Linked DNA regions of Homo sapiens: region 2 is linked to region 1. Evidence: chromatin contacts called from ENCODE Hi-C or POLR2A ChIA-PET data. All regions are on one chromosome and are shown on one strand. Each heading gives the region's core, a stretch centred on a gene start or an enhancer-like site at or near the end of the contact. The rest is flanking DNA. Distances are from core to core; before and after follow the strand shown. Region 1 has its middle 250 kb from the start of RUNX1. Region 2 overlaps LOC100506403 (a long non-coding RNA gene).

Region 1 (3,146 bases), core at 449-2,948:
AGGACATATGTACAGATACCTAGATGTGTGAGTGTATCTATAGGTGTGTGTGTGTGTTGGTGTGTGTGTTTGTGTGTGTGTATATATGTGTAAAATACATATATGAAAGGAGATTTGAGGAATTGGTTCATGTGATTATGGAGGCTGAGAAGACCCACGATCTGCTGTCAAGAAGCTGGGGACCAAGGAAGGCTGTTGGTTTAATTTAGTCCAAGTCTCAGGACTTGAGAGGCAGGGATGCTGATGGTATAAATTTCAGTCCAAGAGCTGGAGAAGATGAGGTGAGATGTACCAGCTCAAGCAGGCAGGAAGTAGAAGAATGAATTCCTCCTCCCTCTGCCTTTTGTTTCATTCAGTCTCTCAGTGGGTTGGGTGATGCCCACCCATCCTGGGGAGGGAATTCTAATTTACTGAGTCCATTGGTTCAAATACGAATCTTACCCTGAAACGCCCGCACAGACACACCCTGAAATCACGTTTCATTTGAGCTTCCTGTGGCTCATCTAGTTGACACACAAAACTAACACACCTGATAAAATAGTGGCACTCTCAAAAAACTAAGGTTGTTTGATGCTCAACTAGGCAAGTAAAGCAATAAAGGACCTGCAGTGAGGATGTGGTGGGAGTTCCTAGACCCTCAGCAATGTGCGTTTTTTTCTGAAGTGCCTTGTGGCTGTCGGGTCGCTGGTTCCCCTTAAGTAGCCCAGTGGAGGTGAGAGGTTCCCCTTAGAGCAGTGTAGTTGAGATTTGAGCTTTGGTATGAAATAGACCTATCTTCTGTCACTTCTTAGCTTTGTAACACTGTAATGCTAATCTTTCCAAGCTTCAAGATCACCTTCTGTAAAATGGAAAGTAAAATACTACCTTGTTAGGGTTGTTGAGGTGACCGAGGAGAAAGCATGTGTGCTTAAGATGATGTCTGGCATATTAAAGGTATTTCTGAAATGTTGGTTATAATTATTAGCATCAGCTGCAAATAAAAGCATGTGGGGTGGTGGATAAACATTTCACAGCACACATCTGTCCCCAGACAAGAAGTACTATTCTGCAGCCAGGACTTAATGCCATTCACTTGTGTTTTGCTTGTTTGTTTGTTTCCTTGATAGGTTTTCACCAAACTAATGGAGAAGGCCAGTGGGGAGTTTCCAGATGTGTCACTCAAAAGACAAAAAGCTCCATTACTGTCCTCACTTTCTTCTTATTAAAATCATGCTCACCTTCTCCAAGCCAATCAGTTCTCTTTATAGTCACTGTCACTCCATCTCAGCTGATGAGGGATGAAAACAGTTTGGGTTTGGTTGGATAAATGGAAACTGTGGGGCAGCAGCTCCCTCCTTTCTGAAGCTGTTTTCCCCTTGCTCATTGGCTCTGATAAGGAGATATAAACATAATGAGATGCCAGGTTGGGAGAGAGTGAAAGACAATGGAACCCACGTTCAAAACAAAGCTAGACGCCCTGTGTCGATAGCAGGGCTCAGGGCCAGTGTCTGGCAACATGACAGTAAAGGCTTAAAAAAAACACAACACAGATTTTAAAAACAGAGCTTCAGCTGTTTTACCACCACACAGTAATTGGCCACAGGGAAACTTGCTACTGGCACCTGGCCGTGGAGGTAATTATCCTTCTTCTCCCAGGAGCATAATAACTGCATTGTTTGACTGGTGAGTCGTGCAGGGGTGCAATCTGAAAGTGAGAGAAGGCCGACTGAGAGCATGAAAAGAAGGAAAGGTGTGGCCTTTGATGTGTTTCCAGGCCTGGGTCGGGGACCTGAACTGTGAGAAATAAGCATGTCAGAGATCTTTGTCTTCTCACCTGTGAAGACACTTTTAACATTGCAAATCCCCGCCTTTATCTGCACAGAACCCATTAAATCAACTCGGCACAGCTGTCATCAGCTGAGGCCCGAAATCAAAGCTCAAACTTGGGTTTGACTTTATTGACACGCCTCACTAGCAAAAGCGAGATCGGATAACTTTAGGCTGAGATAATTCAGGTAGATCCGGGGGTTGTGTGTTGTTTCTTACCATGGCTTATCAGACGTTTTCCAGACAAGCTCTTCTGGCGCAAGTGAAACAATACTGAACATTTTTTTGATGCAGAGGATGCCAAGCAAGTTATGCTCAAAGGCCTGAGTTCCAAGAAGCAGCAGCGTTCATTCACCCATCTGTCCCACACACATTCCCTAGGTGTTGATCCTTGCTGGGACAGGGGAGTGTTGAAGATGACCTAAAAGTGGGCTTGAATGTCAAGGAATGCATTGTCTAGTCTGGCATCTCATATATACAATAATATAGCCATGGTAGAAATAGTGCATGCCATAAAATAAATAGAAGTTAGATGTGAAGGAACTATGAAAGAGACTTGATTTTTTTTTCTTGGAGAAGATCGGACAAGGCACGATAAAGGAGGAACCAGTAGAAATGGACCTTAAAAAACGGGATGGGGTTTGAAATTCTGACGAAGAGGTAAATGTCATTAAAGGTAAAGATATGCAACGTTTTTATCTGTGTTTTTTTCTTATATTATAATTCAGGTTTATTTGTATTGTAATAGTACATTCTAAATTCTGAGTGTGGAATTCAGGAAGGCTTCATATTTAGAGGACAGGAAAACATTTCTTTTTCATGTATCCACTTGGGCCTTAGTGTTTATAGTCATAAAACATAATCAACATTTACGATTATTTTTAAATTTTAAAAGTCTTACTTATTAGGTTCTTAGCCCTTTAGTTACCAAACACTGCATTTGATATTGAGAGATGAACAGAATATGTAAATATAGCAGAAAACTTCACAAGAAATTAATAGGAGTCTAAAAAATCCAGGTGTTATTTTTGATACTCTTCAAAATTAGGTGGAGAAGGAGAAAGTTCCATTTTCTAGGAGTTTATTTTCACTTCCAATTTACTTTTGAGTTATTTGTTATATCCCCTACTCCACGTGTTACACAATATTCTAAATCGATTTTCTCACTGAATAGAGTCTACTTATCAGATAGGTTTAAGTGTATGCTGATTAAGTGTAAAAACTAGAGTGCCCTGCCTGTGTCACAAAAAGTCCATATTATTTTTGTCTTAATTGTTTTGTGTTCACATACAATTAAGTTCAATAGACGTCGGTGTACTGATTAATAGTCTCTTTAAAGT
Region 2 (3,081 bases), core at 360-2,859, 100 kb before region 1:
AATTTTCTATCCTTTTTGCCATAAGGCCTTTCATCTTTTGCTTGATTAGAATATACGCATGAGTGTTATGCTTTTCCTTAAATTCCTGTAGGTCATCAAGTGTCTGCCCCCAGTTTCTCCTTTTGATGGACAGATGCCTGCTTCCTTTCTACCTCTGACATAGAGTGCCGCTTCCAGACTATTGGCAAGAAAGGCCACATAAAGAAACCATTGCCGGCCGGGCGCCGTGACTCACGCCTGTTACCCCAGCACTTTGGGAGGCCGAGGCGGGCAGATCATGAGGTCAGGAGATCGAGACCATCCTGGCTAACACGGTGAAATCCCGTCTCTACTAAAAATACAAAAAATTAGTCGGGCGTGGTGGCAGGCGCCTGTAGTCCCAGCTACTCGAGAGGCTGGGGCAGGAGAATGGCGTGAACCCGGGAGGCGGAGCTTGCAGTGAGCCGAGATTGCGCCACTGCACTCCAGCCTGGGCGACGGAGCGAGACTCTGTCTCAAAAAAAAGAAACCATGGCCCACCTCTTATGAAGTTCCTTCTCATAGGATCATAATGAATGGAGAGTTGAGTCGTCCTAAATTGAAAGTGCAGGTCTTGGAGTCAGATGAGCCTAAGTTAAAACTCATAACCCACTCACTGGCTGTGTGACACTGGACAGGTTATTACCCTCTCTGAGCTGAGCTCTTTCCTCCACCATCTCCTAAAGCTACTGTGAGAACTGAAGGAGACAAGGTCTCTTGAGTGCTTAGCATGGCTTCAGTGCACTGTGGATGGCCCATAAGCAATATTGGTTTTGTATTGTTGCCACTGTTTTTATTATTATTAATAAATTGCAGGATCCTCCATAGAAGCAGGGTGATGTACAAGATGTGAGAAGAAAACAAAAGGCAGAATGGTTTGAGGGGCAGAGGGTTATTTATGGGTTTGGGTATTGTGCGGATGGGAGATTAGGAAACCAAACAAGAAGCTCCATCTGGAGTTGTTGAGGATGCATTGACCAGACCACAATCCACAGCCAAGAAGTCTACCTTCCAGGAGAGCTCAGTTCTTATTTTCATCAGACTATAGGCCTGTGCTGAGATGGTCATGTTTCACCATGCCCAACAATCCATGACTAGGGAACCAAATTCTGAAGTCAAACTCTTAAAAATCCTCCCCTTCTAGAAAGGTGCCATTGAGACAATCCTTATATCTCAGTCCTGAGCATCCCAGCCCTCCATGGCATCTGTTGTCACCATTCCCAGGACTTTCCTCCCTGACAGGTCATCTGGGCTGTCACTGCTGGGTAGGGTCCCAGGTTCATGGCCCCAGACAAAAAGCTTCCTGGTCATTGCTGGGCTCTCCCCAATCCTCTCCCACAGTTTAGCTGGTGTTCTCTACCTCCTGTCTGGGTCCTGCCCTTCACCTGCCTTGGTGGTCTCTTTGTCCTGCTTAGGTCAGCCCTGAGCAGCCATGGGGCTTAAGTAAAATGCCAGAAGGTTTTCCATCTTGCCTTATGGGTGCTACTCTTCCGACCCAACCCATTCTCACATTGCCAGGGCATATAACTCTGTCTTTTCCTTTCCTGTCTGTCAAAGCTCAAGATGATTCATAGGATTCAAGCTATTTTTCACTCTTCCTGATTTGTACTGGTTTCTCTAATCCCTCTACTGCATGAGTCAGCAAGACTCAACATTTGATAGAGAACTTATTTTTAAAATATTTTTAAAATATTAAAAAAATAAAATTTATTTTTAAGTTGAAGGATATTTTGAGTCAATTAGAATTAATTTTGAATAGGACTGAGATTAGGGGCCTGAGAAGAATATCATTGGCCGTAATCAAAGAAGTAGAGTGATCCAATATTCTTTTTATTTATTCATCTTTCTCTCTTTAAAAATGTGATAATATATATATATAGCATACAGGCGCCTGTAGTCCCAGCTACTCAGGAGGCTGAGGCAGGAGAATGGCGTGAACCCGGGAGGCGGAGCTTGCAGTGAGCCAAGATCGCGTCACTGCACTCCAGCCCGGGTGACAGACCAAGACACCTTCTCAAAAAAAAAAAAAAAAAATATATATATATATACATATATATATATATATATATACATATATATATGTATATATAAAATAATATTTATCATTTTAACTATTGGTAAGTTTACAACCCAGTGGCATTAAAGTATATTGACAGTGCTGTGTACCCATCACCACTATCTATACCCAAAACTTTTTCATTGCTGCCAGCAGAAACTCTGTACACATTAAACAAAAGCTCCTTTTACCCCCGACAGCCCTTGGTAACCTTTATTTGTTCATCTTTTTAACCACTGAGAAGTGAACTCAGCTAGCTCACTATGCGTATTGGTTTTCTATTGCTTCATACCAAATTACCACAAACTTAGTGACTGCAAACAACCCATATCAATGGTCTCACAGTTCCTGTAGGTATGAAGTCTAGGCTGGCTATGGCAGGGCTGTCTGCTGGTGGTTTCACAGACCACAATTAAGATGTTGAACGGACTACCATACTGTTCCCATCTAAAGGTGCTGTGGTTCTCATCTGAGGCTTAGGATGCTTTTCCAAGTTCACTGTTAGTGGGATTCATTTCTCTGTGGTTGTATGGCAGAGGTCCTTATTTTCTTGCTAGATGTTGGTCCAGGAAGGCTCTTGGCTTCTAGAGGCTGCCTGCCGTTCCTTGCTGTGTGGCCCCTGTAGGTGGTTCACCACATGATAGTTGCTTCTTTCAGGCCAACAAGAGCACATGTCTCTGACTTTCTCCTCTGCAACCAGGTGGAGTAAACACTCTTAAAGACCTCGTTTGATGAATTAGCCTCATCCCAAATAATCTGCCATTTGCATATAATGTAATATAATTCCAGGACTGATACCTTATCGTATTCGAAGGTTCTGCTGATACTTGGAGGAAGGGATTTTATAGGGCTTACATACACCAAGAGAGGGTATCTTGGGGACCATCTTAGAATTCTGGCCCCACATTCTACTAGGGCCAAGATCCCTCAGCGCAAATGCTCTTTAATAGTTCTTTCTGTGCTTAATTTCTACCAAGGTGTTTCTAGTGTTCTGCTTTTTAAGACTG

Evidence for each region. Hi-C counts contacts between places; a loop is a spot of excess contacts on that map. ChIA-PET counts read pairs that join two places held with the same protein, here RNA polymerase II (POLR2A). Pooled maps may share reads with other maps.
Region 2: a loop to region 1 is called in a pooled map, with 2.4 times the contacts of the local background. The contact joins two enhancer-like sites. A Hi-C loop is called at or near these places in 1 of 168 maps with a recorded cell type or tissue (MCF 10A) and 2 of 50 pooled maps. POLR2A ChIA-PET finds 5 or more read pairs at or near these places in 3 of 52 experiments (AG04449, AG04450 and Panc1).

What each region holds. Positions count from the first base shown.
Region 1 is chr21:35,293,168-35,296,313 of GRCh38, reverse strand. No RefSeq gene overlaps it. Among named protein-coding and RNA genes, the nearest start is that of RUNX1, 250 kb to the right of the region's middle. Within about 2 kb of position 1,698, at least 6 of the 41 ENCODE cell types and tissues checked have a DNase peak (open chromatin) inside an H3K27ac peak, as active enhancers do.
Region 2 is chr21:35,394,444-35,397,524 of GRCh38, reverse strand. All of the region lies in intron 2 of LOC100506403 (a long non-coding RNA gene), which reads left to right. Among named protein-coding and RNA genes, the nearest start is that of MIR802, 320 kb to the left of the region's middle. Within about 2 kb of position 1,609, at least 3 of the 41 ENCODE cell types and tissues checked have a DNase peak (open chromatin) inside an H3K27ac peak, as active enhancers do.